Regions from separate parts of the Homo sapiens genome. Here region 1 is linked to region 2. Evidence: read pairs that join two places in POLR2A ChIA-PET (ENCODE). Cell type or tissue: PC-9. All regions are shown on one strand. Links, peaks and the distances in the headings refer to the core of each region. The heading gives the core; the rest is flanking DNA.

Region 1 (5,695 bases), core at 252-5,251, 280 kb before region 2:
TGTTCCAATGTGACACCATCAAAGTATATGAGCAGAAACCTCATTATAGAATGCCTTATTATTCTGATTAAGTTATATATAATTATGAAAATGACATCTCATATTTCTAACTTGCTCCTTGTAACTGTCCTGTGAAGTATGAAGCAAAGGTAAAAGGCTTGCCCATATTAACAGAAATAGCAAGTGGCAGAGGTATTCCAGCTCTTATTTTAACTTTCTTTCTGCAATATTTTACCCCTCTGGCCAAATGATAGTATATCTGTGTATGATTTACCTCAGAAAATTGTGTGGCTGTACACTAATGCAGTACACAATTAATTTTATGATGTTAAATTAAAAAGAAATGCCATTCATCAGACTATTCCCCCAAAGGACTACTGAAGTTTTAAAAAATCTTTAGAAAGGATTCTAAATCAATACGATGTTTAAAGAGTTTAAGCACTCACTGCTGCTTTTCTTGGTCCCCAAGGTCTGGCCATCTTCTAAAGAGTTTGAACCTACTGAAGAACTATCTTGACTGTCTTGATGAGGGAGCTGAAGAAATCCTTCACTGGAGTCTGAGCGGGTGGGTGTTAATGTTAGAGATTTCTGGCGTTCCCGATTAATATCTTTCTTAGACTTTATCAATTTTCTCATTTTTAGAGTAATCCAGTTGCCTCTCCTAACAGAATTTTAAAAATTGTTATCAGTTTAAAATTCAACATACAAATCCTTCACAAAAGTAGAAGTCATCACAATATTAGAAATAACCTAGTGTTTTTTTTCAGAATAAGAATTCATAAAATTTGGTTAATGGTACCTTCTAGGAGGAGATGGGTCATAAAATTTGTATTGATCCATAATTTTCTCTTCTAGTTTCTCCTTCTGACGTCTTAATTCATTTAACTTATCACTATAAAATAAAAATTACCTTTTAGGACAGGCATCATATTTTGTACAGCTATGAATATTAAATTATTTGGTGACTGTGATCTAATGTCTCCCCAAAACATAAAAAAATACAGATACCATGGTTGGCAACTAAGATTTCATCAGGTAGTTAACAATGGGAATTTTTCCATGTTTCTCCTTTTTTAAAAATTTACATTTTTTTTTCCTTTTTGGAAGAAAGGTGACCTATTACAATTTATATCAGCAAAAAATTAAAACATTGTTTAGTTTGCTTACAATTATAGATATAATAAATAATCCTGCAAACACATGTTCATGCAAATATTTTTCTTTTCGGCAGAATTACTTAGGTTTGATTTACTTGTAGAGAACCATTTCCTGACTCCAGCAATGCATGAGTCATCGCATCCTAGTCTCATTGTTATATTCTCAGTAGTATTTACTATACAGAGAAACATCAAAGATCATCAAAGTATTGTCTCTAAGAAAACCCCACAATGCCAAAGAATACTATTTACTTCAGAAACATTAGTGATCATTTACAATGAGGAAGGCATGAGGTATATATGAAGATGAATAATAAATAGCTTTGTTTACAATATAGGAGAGAAGATATATCCATAAATTAATATAATAACATATAATATTGTGTGTGTGTATATATATAAAATGACTATATAATCCAAGGTAGTAGCAGTACCAAAATAAAATACTGTGCAAGTACAACAGGAAGGTAAATATATCCATCTTAGATCACGAAATAAAGCCCCATGAAGAAAAAGGCCATTATTAGATAGGCTGAAAAGGAAAGATAAGAATGCTAAATTACATGTTGGTGTAGTTGTAGGAAGTTAAAAAATGCTAAGTTATGTTTAGCTTGAATGTTATAGGCTGAGAGGAAGTAGTGAGGGAGAGTTTTTGTTTTACATTCTGCTCAGTAGGAAATCAGAAGTATTGAAAGTTTCATTACAAAGTGGTAAGAAATCTTGGTTTAAGGTACTTTAACCCAATGATGGAATAGGATATATCGGAAAGAGTGGAGATAAGGCAGGGCGTGGTGGCTCAGGCCTGTAATTCTAGTGCTTTGGGAGGTGGAGGCAGGTGGATCACTTGAGCTCAGGAGTTTGAGACCAGCCTGGCCAATGTGGCAAAACTCTGTTTTTACAAAAAATACAAAAATTAGCAGCATGCCGCAGCATTTGCCTGTAGTCCCAGCTACTTGGAAGGCTGAGGCAGGAGAATAGCCTGAACTCAGGAGTGGAGTTTGCAGTGAGCTGAGATTGTGCTACTGCACTCCAGCCTGGCTGACAGAGCAAGACTGAAAAGAAAAAAAAAAAAGATTGGAGATAAGAAAACATTCAGGAAGCTAATGGGGTAGTCTATTTGAGAGGGAAGGCTGAATTACAGTGGTGGAGACTAGGAAGAACTAACTTGAGAGATTCTGTAGAAGATGCCTTGTGAACAGATGTTGCCAACAGTTATACCACAGTACAAACAGCATACAGCCTACATTTATTATTCACCCAACTGCTTGGATCTGAGGCCTGCAGAAGAGTTGACATTTGAAAAGTTGTTAACAAGGCTGGAGTTCCCAGTTCGTTTTTCCTTTTACTTGTTGAAATATCATTAAGAACCTCCAAAATCTCAATACTACCTGTCCACTGCCATCCTGCTAGGACCACGTAACAAAGGCATTTAGCTAGAAATATCTAACATGCAAGATGGATATTTGTAATTTAAATTCATTAAGTCAGAATAGATCATAATCTTTGGAAGTCAACTATCTAGATACAAGCACTTTCACCTGGAAATGTATTAGTCACCAAGGGTCAGAATAGTAAGACAACAAAGCTTTGGATAATGCCTCTGCTTAAGGGACAGGAGACTCAAATGCCAAAAGTTTTATATATACGCAAAGCTTCTTAACCTAAAACAAGCCTTCTTTTGAAAGCAAGTAAAGGAATACATACCCCAGAAAGGACTAAAAGGACTAAAGGTGGAGCCCAAGTTGTCCAGCCACAAATGTGAAATTTCTTTGAGGTTTTACATTTACTTTGAAAGTTTACACAAATTCTGCCTTTGTTCCATGATACACCTGTGTATTAATAAAGAAATAATGTTCCCTGCCTGAAATTTTTTGGTAAGACTGGTGCTTCAGAAAAATGTATGATGTATCCTGGTTTCACATGTGCCCTGGCTGTTTATGTACATCAAGTCTGAGAGGCACAGACATACTACTTCATGCACTCCTTGAATAATCTAGAAAGTAAGTGTCATCTCTATTTTAAAGAAGAAACTAATGATCAAAGAAATGACTAGTCTGTGGTCACACTGTGAGTGGATGAATTGGGACATGAATTAGAAGCTGTCTAATTTCAACATCTGTGCTATTTCTATTTTACTGTGATGCTTCTCATTTGTGGGGCAAAGAGAAGAGATGTATTGAGTAAAGATGAATCATCGGGTAGTAATACCAAGACTACCCACTGGGCTGCACAGGCCCAAATGTGAGTCTTAACAGATTGTTTAACTTTCTGGAGACACAACTTACCAATAATTAAGCCCTGTCAACTCTCTTTCACATGTTTTGCAGCTTGATCTCAACTCCTTGGTATGGCATAGAACAACCTTTGTAAACTGGGTCCTGACTGTTTAGCCACTTCTCTATTGCACCCCTCCTTTCCTCAATTTTGCTCCAGAAAGAACAATTAATTTTTAGGTCCTATACCACACCACAACATACTTTCATCACACTTCCATGACTTTGTATTGCAGCTCTCCTGGGCTGGCATGCCTCCTCAAGCAAATTCCTATCGAACCTATAAATCTCCACTCAAATCTCATCTTTGGAAAGTTCACCTTGCCTCTCCCAGACTAAGATATTCCTGCCCCTATATGTGCTATATTTCTATGGCCTCCTACATATACTTCCATTATAGAATTACTGTATTTAAATGTTTATTTGTATTTCTCACTTTAGACTACTAATTCTTTAAGAGCAAGATGCATGTGTTTTCATGTTAGTATTTCTGATTATTAGAATAGTGCCTGGAATATAAGCACTCAAAAATATTTGTTGAAAATCAGTAAAAATTAGCATGAATTTTCTCTGCCACTGGGTATGGCAATGATAAAATCATGAGTAACATATTTCAGAGTGCAAAATTATTTGGTACCTACATGTACTGTCTTTGTTCAACATGAAAAAGATCCTTGCTTTCCATATTCTGCTCCAAAAGTGTTCTGTTCTGTAGCATTAATGTCTGAATTTGATCTAGTAGATGCCGATTTTCTTCTTCTAAATTTCCTTTAAGTTGGCTTAGCAACTGTTTAAACACAAACATTTTTTAAAAAATCAACATTTACATTTAACATAAATCAACTGAAAAATATGAAGTACTACACAAAGATTTAAGTGTTCCACTGTTTGAACAATTAGATGATTGTACTTTTATCAGAGCATGATTATTTTAGTGATGACACCTACAGCACTGGGTTACATGCTGTCTCTCTCTCTATATAAATATTTTCTTAATTTTCACAAACACTGGGTCTAATATATAATATATTATCTACTCCCCAAACACTGCTTTCTGTCTTTAAAACTGTTTAACTTATAGTATAGTCCAAAAGCTAGATTCAAATATCTAATATTTTATTTCTATGAAATGTTAGACAAGTAAGTTCTCAGATCTATGAAATGAGGATAGCTCCCACCCAACAAGGCTGTTGCAAGGATTAATTAGCATATGTAAAGTATCTAGTAGCATGTGTGTAGCACACACTAAGTACTTAGTATGTCTCATAATTTCCCCATCTACTGTTTTCTTTTTTTGAGACAGAGTTTCACTCTTGTTGCCCAGGCTGGAGTGCAATAGCATGATTTCGGCTCACTGCAACCTCCGCCTCCCAGTTTCAAGCTATTCTGTCTCAGCTTCCTGAGCAGCTGGGATTACAGGCATGCGCCACCACACCCAGCTAGTTTTGTATTTTTAGTAAAGATGGGGTTTCTCCATGTTGGTCAGGCTGGTCTCTAACTCCCAACCTCAGGTGATCTGCCCACCTCGGCCTCCCAAAGTACTGGGATTACAGGCGTGAGCCACCGCGCCTGGCATCCATTCACGGTTTTCAAGAAACCTTAAAAGTCTGTGTATAGTTTTTGTAGCTTGATCAAGGGAAATCGGGTAATTTAGTCAATAGTTGGTATTAACAGCTGGCATTACTAGTAGGTGGGCTGCCAGCAGCATTGGGCCTTTTCTACGCAGTTAGTAGAAACTGGAAATATGCCTTAGCTAGGCCAGAGGTTCAAACAGAAGTTAGCAGAAGGCCCAAAGTAGTGATTCTAAAAATTTGGCGTCCCTTGTAGAGTAGATTTGTGGGCCCCAGCATTCAAATTCAGGTCTCGAGTAGAGCCCAGAGATCTGTATTAAAAAAGCAAAAGCAAATAACACATACCCGCCCTGCCTACACCACCACCCCGGCCGCCCCCCGCAAAAAATAAACATTTTGAAAAATTTCAAAAGGTAGAGAAAATCAGGGAGAATTATACTATAATCATAAACAACCATCTAGATCTGTAACTGTGAATATCATACTACGTTGGTTTTATTTATCTGTATGTTGTTAAATTGAAACATAACATATGTGGTAGATTCATTAAAAAACTGAATGCATTTATTTTCTTCCCTGTACCTATGCCCTCTTGCAATGTGACTTCTCACTTTTCCCGTAAAGAAGTGGAATCTATTTTCCTTCTTCTTGAATTTGGAATGCTTTTGGCCAAGAGAAAGAGGTGGAAGTGATG
Region 2 (5,695 bases), core at 280-5,279:
CTGAGAAAGGATCTTTTCACAGTGAAAAAATCAATCACTGCTTTTCTAAGTCTTAGGTATCAATTAAACAAGAAATATTTTTAATTAAAACAGGAATCAAAGCTTGAAGAGTTAAGAATTCTGAAAGTTAACAGTTTACTAAGATCATGGTCTGAGATTGATTCATGGTCATTTTATGATAAATGCCTTTAATCACACACATCACTGAAGATGGAGCAATGGGAGTGTTAATTTCAAAGTTATCTTTTGTAAAGGGTGGCATTAAGATAAACCAATGAGATTATAAAATGATTAATAAAGTAGGCATTTCTCTTTAAAGTCAGAATTAGCATCATTTGACATTGCAGCATTAGCCCAAGTTGATTCTAAAATAAAATCACTTTAAAAAACATTGAAAATAACTAACAAACATAGAAAGTATAAATCTAAGGACACATTAAAAGATTAAATGCAAAACACATAAAACAACTATAATTTCATTCAGTGGTAACTGATGCAAGCATCAAATTAAAATTGAGAATCAAAAACTTTCCTTAACAAGTGGATCGCACATGGTGGCTCATGCCTTTAATCCCAGCACTTTAGGAGGCCGAGATGGGTGGATCACCTGAGGTCAGGAGTTTGAGACCACCCTGAACAACATGGTGAAACCTCTTCTCTACCAAAAATACACAGTTAGCCAGGCGTGGTGGCGCACAGAGGTTACAGTGAGCCGAGAATGCGCCATTGCACTCCAGCCTGGGCAACAAGAGTGAACCTCTGTCTCAAAAAAAACAAAAAACAAAAAGGAAGACAATTATAATTATCTCCTACTTAAAACTGAGGCATTTTTAATAATAAAAAAAGAGTACTTTTAATTATAGCTCTCTGTTCATTTTGTCCTTAAAATAGCTTAAGGGGAAAATTTAAATATATCAGTAGTGGGAAAACACAATATTGGTCTCATTATTAAACTGTCTTTTTTTTAATGTTTTTTATTTCCATAGGTGGTTGGGGAACAGGTGGTGTTTGGTTACATGAGTAAGTTCTTTGCTGGTGATTTGTGAGATTTTGGGGCACCCATCACCCAAGCAGTATACACTGCACCCTATTTGTAGTTTTTTTATCCTTCACCCCCTTCCCACCCTTTCCCCAAGTCCCCAAAGTCCATTGTGTCATTCTTATGCCTTTGCATCCTCATAGCTTAGCTCTCACTTATGAGTTGAGAACATACGATGTTTGGTTTTCTATTCCTGAGTTACTGCACTTAGAAAAATAGTCTCCAATCTCACCCAGTCATTATTAAACTTTCATTCCTACTTAAAACATATTTTTTGAACAAATAAAAGCAACTTTTTAGTTATCCTAGGTAAGTACCTGACCTGTAGATCTCCTAAGGCTTGAAATTACATTTCATTAACACTTGAAATTTAAGACCAATATTTACAAATCTGATTCTATTATAATCTATTTATCTCAATATTGGTTTGAATATCTGGGTTTCTTTTTTTCTAACAATAAACAAAATCAGTCGCCACATATTCTAATTTGGCCAAAGTCACAACAAGTCAGAAATCTATTATTTTGCTCCCAAGAAAGATTAAGATTATGTTATGTTTTTTCTCTCAATAGTTTGCAAACACTACTCACTCTACAGGTAATTCACATAGAACCACAGCATTATTACTTACGTCATCACTCTGCTGAGCTTCTTGCATTACAAACTCTCGGACCATAGATGGACTAAATTCTACTAGATAAGAAAATATATCTGTAGCAGCTGATCTGACTTGCAAATCATCCATGCCCTGATAAAAGGAAAATTAGGTTACTTAGAGACTGTTAACAAAAGTTATTCTCACATTTCTTTTTTCTTTTCCAAATCCATACACTAGCTCTCAACTTTTTGGATTAAGATGTTTTACTGCAATCAATGTGTATAACCTTGCCAGTATGTTCTTCCTTTCTTTTTACAAATATTAAAACTTTCAGGCAATTCAATGATTAGTTTCTGCTGATTTTTACCACTGCAAATAAATATACAGAGAATTTAAATATAAGAATTGGCACAGGATTATAAGGCAATACCTTACAAATGCTGTAAAAAATATGGGAAGGGGATTTATTTAAATATATGTAAAAATTTGAATAACGTCTCCTAGCTAAGACTTCAAAGTCTTCCAGAATCTGCCTTTTGTCCTGATTTTGCAAGAGTTACTCCTTAGTAACTGTTTCTATTTCCTGTGACTCACCTAATAGAGCATGCTTTTGAAAACTCTTTTTGGGCATTTCTACCCTTTTCTGCAACTTAGTTTTCTAAGATGGTAATCCTAGATACTTTTCCCCTCCAACACATGAAGAGTACATGACTTATAAGTTACAAAACCTTGAGGTGATTCTGAAAACACTCCCCAACCCAGCAGTTCTCAAAGTGTGGTCCAGGTAATCCTGGTGAGAGGGGTCTAACATCCTTTTCAGGAAGTATACAAGATTAAGACTATTTCATAATAATAAATAACACTGAGCCTTTGTCATTTTCACTCTCATTCAATCACAAGTACAGTGGGGTTTTCCAGAGGCTGTGTGACATGATATCACCACAAATTAAATGTAGAAGCTGCTTTGTGAATCTAAACACCTTCTATAAAGCAAGGTACTAAAGGGATTAGCAGGAAAAAAAAAGTAAAAAACGGTACTCTTTTCACTAAATTTTTTGTTTTGAAAAAATTATTTTTCATAAAAGTTATATTGATTTCAATCTCAAGAAAATGTGGTGAAAAAAGTTCTATTATTTATGTTAACATATAATGGGTTATCATTTTTAAATGAATGCTTTAAAAATTTGTTTTAATTTTCCATAAAGTAAATACCAATAGATAAAACTCATATAAACAAAACTCTAAGAACCATGCCCTAACCCTGTGTTGCAGCATGAATCCCCTTGTTCCACTCACTGATCTAAAAACAAAAGATATTTTACTGGCTTCTATGAAACACACTTAATATTGTTACAGAAAATATAACAGTCTTGCAAAAACGTGGGGTTTTTTTATTCACTTGAAAGCACACTATATGCAAGTGATTACATACTGATATTAAAAATTAAATAAAAATCTGAAACTGAAGATATTCTTGTAATTCAATTAAGATAGCTAAACTATAGAATTGAATATACATTATTATATATTTTCCCATCCATAACATAAGTGTATTACAAATTTACAATTTCAAAAACATGAAAAGAAACGGCATAATTACCATTACAATTTCAAGAGCAGGAAGAATTCCCAATTTTGCCAATGTTTTGAAAAATGCATCCCTGTTTTGAGGTTGTAATGTCTGAGAAAATGCACAAAACTCCTTGAAAAAATTAACCTGTAATGTCAGAAATTTTAGTGAGACATTGATAAACATAAACTTGGGGCACACTATAGTAATCATCTACCATGGTGTGGTATTCACCCTTCTGAAGGATCTCATCTTTTTGGAGTATGCTGGCTCCTCAAAACTACATTAAAAACAAATTAAAAACTAGCACCCCATTAAAAGTAAACCTTGCATTACTGGGTGCTATTAAGCAAAAAGAGAAATCCACCAATACAAGGTAAATGTAAGCTGGCTTTCTGAAAGACACATCATAAGCTGCTTTTTTCCTTTTTTTTCCAGTGAATGGAGGTGTTTGACAACACATCTTTCTAAGTGAACCTTTGAAATATGTTATTAGAACATTTTCCTTACTCCAATGGGACCTTATAGGTCAACAGAGATATTTGGCTATAAAAGGCAAATGAAAGCATGCATGCTTTGTTTACAATGCTGGATTTGCCTATTGGTCTATTAGTATGCAAAAATGCAAGATATACTTTTAATGGGGTGCCAGTTTTTAAAATGTTTTTAAATGTAGGTTTTGAGGTGCCAGGATACTCTGAAATGATGACATCTGGCGGGGCACAGTGGCTCACGCCTGTAATCCCAACATTTTGGGAGGCTGAGGCAGGCGGATCACTTGAGTCCAGGAATTTGAGACCAGCCTGCCCAACAGGGTGAAACCCTGTCTCTACTAAAAATACAAAAATTAGCTGGGCATGGTGGCACACGCCTGTAATCACAGCTACTCAGGAGGCTGAGGCACGAGAAGCGCTTGAACCCAGGAGGCGGAGGTTGCAGTGAGTTGAAATCATGCCACTGCACTCCAGTCTGGGCAACAGAGCAAGACTCTTTTTCGAAAAGAAAAAATAAAAAACGATGACATCTTTCAGAAGGCTAACACTGATCAATTAACTCTTTAAACACATTCAGTGCAAAAATGCCAGGTAATAAATTTGTTTTGAATTATGAACACATAGTTTCACAGAAACCATCCTACAACTCAACTCTAGCTGGGTCCCCAGTAATATCTCAAAAACATAATACTGGTTTAAGGACTGAAATGTACATCAAAACTTCTCTAGTCTAAAACACCAATATTATAATTGAGAAAACGAAGTAGGCTACTAATAAGTAACTACACCAAAGATGACTTAGAGGTTTTAAATTAGCCATCTTTCATTATTTTGTGAAATCCAAAATAAATAAATAAAAATCTGAAACCGAAGATATTCCTGTAGCAATTCAATATCAGATAGCTAAATTATAGAATTGAATATGCATTACTATAACATATACTTTCCCTTCTCATCTCATTATGTTTGAAAAAAATGTCAAACATCTGGCAAACGGCAATCACAATCACTATTCTCTTCCTCAAAATGGTTTATATCTCAAAGAAAATGCTTACAATAAAAAATAAAAAATTTCCAAAGAACCAAATTATTTATATCATTTATTCAGGAAGCATTTTCCTTATCTCTTGTTTAAAAAGAAAAGCATTGCGGCTAGGCGCAGTGGCTCACACCTGTAATCCCAGCACTTTAGGAGGCCAAGGCGGGGGGATCACCTCAGGTTGGGAGTTCGAGACCAGCCTGACCAACATGGAGAAATCCTGTCTCTACTAAAAATACAAAATTAGCCGGGTGTGGCAGCGCATGCCTGTAATCCCAGCTACTTGGGAGGCTGAGGCGGGAGAATCCCTTGAACCTGGGAGGCAGAGGTTGTGGTGAGCCGAGATCGCACCACTGCACTCCAGCCTGGGCAACAAGAGCGAAACTCCATCTCAGAAAAAAAAAAAAAAAAGAAAAAGAAAAGCATGGCTATAATGCGAATGTCTGCAACCATAAAAATGTATGAATTTTGTAGTTCTGTTCTAACATAAGGCACTTATCTGATTTGGGGATTTATAAGGCATACAATGGTGGGGGGTGATACATCAGAACATCCTAAGAAGTTTCTAAAATACACAAATTCTAGAAACAAATTTTAGAAACTCTGAATAATCATTTCATAGTTCAATTTAAATACATACTTTTCATCTCTTACTAATCTAATTACAAAAAATTGTCTCAAGTTAGCAAATTCAAGATTAAAAGCTGTGCATGCCAAAAGAATAAGTGCTCTTTAAGAGTTTGAATTTCATAACTTACCAATTCACGCCGTTTATCATCATCTGTAGCCTCATCTGTTAATTGTGCAAAAACTTCAGACAAAAACTTCTCATCTTCCTGCATGAGAAAAATAATTACTATGAAATATTAACAAAAGAATAAAGTTATACTCATTTATATGACTTACACAAATTATAAAAAATAGTTGACAAGTAGTATTTTCATCATGAAACCTA

The links. ChIA-PET counts read pairs that join two places held together with the same protein. Peaks named below come from ENCODE experiments on the same cell type or tissue, not always from the same donor. Only the 100,000 strongest peaks of a DNase experiment are listed, where the experiment ranks them.
Region 1: POLR2A ChIA-PET joins it to region 2 with 5 read pairs; 3 of 35 experiments call an interaction of 5 or more read pairs at or near these places.

What each region holds. Positions count from the first base shown.
Region 1 is chr2:55,308,363-55,314,057 of GRCh38, forward strand. It overlaps CCDC88A (coiled-coil domain containing 88A), which reads right to left. Exons shown (of 33, transcript NM_001365480.1): 23 at 4,072-4,217; 24 at 800-892; 25 at 447-661. LOC124907768 (a long non-coding RNA gene) reads left to right here and starts at 470. Exons shown (of 3, transcript XR_007086323.1): 1 at 470-565; 2 at 5,626-5,695. In PC-9, for the core only: CTCF peaks have their summits at 3,438 and 3,657; a DNase peak (open chromatin) is centred at 3,359.
Region 2 is chr2:55,583,381-55,589,075 of GRCh38, forward strand. It overlaps PPP4R3B (protein phosphatase 4 regulatory subunit 3B), which reads right to left. Exons shown (of 17, transcript NM_001122964.3): 5 at 5,499-5,576; 6 at 3,238-3,354; 7 at 1,671-1,787. Among named protein-coding and RNA genes, the nearest start is that of PPP4R3B, 31 kb to the right of the region's middle. In PC-9, for the core only: no CTCF peak of the experiment used is centred there; a DNase peak (open chromatin) is centred at 2,211; H3K4me3 peaks cover 401 bases; H3K27ac peaks cover 2,264 bases.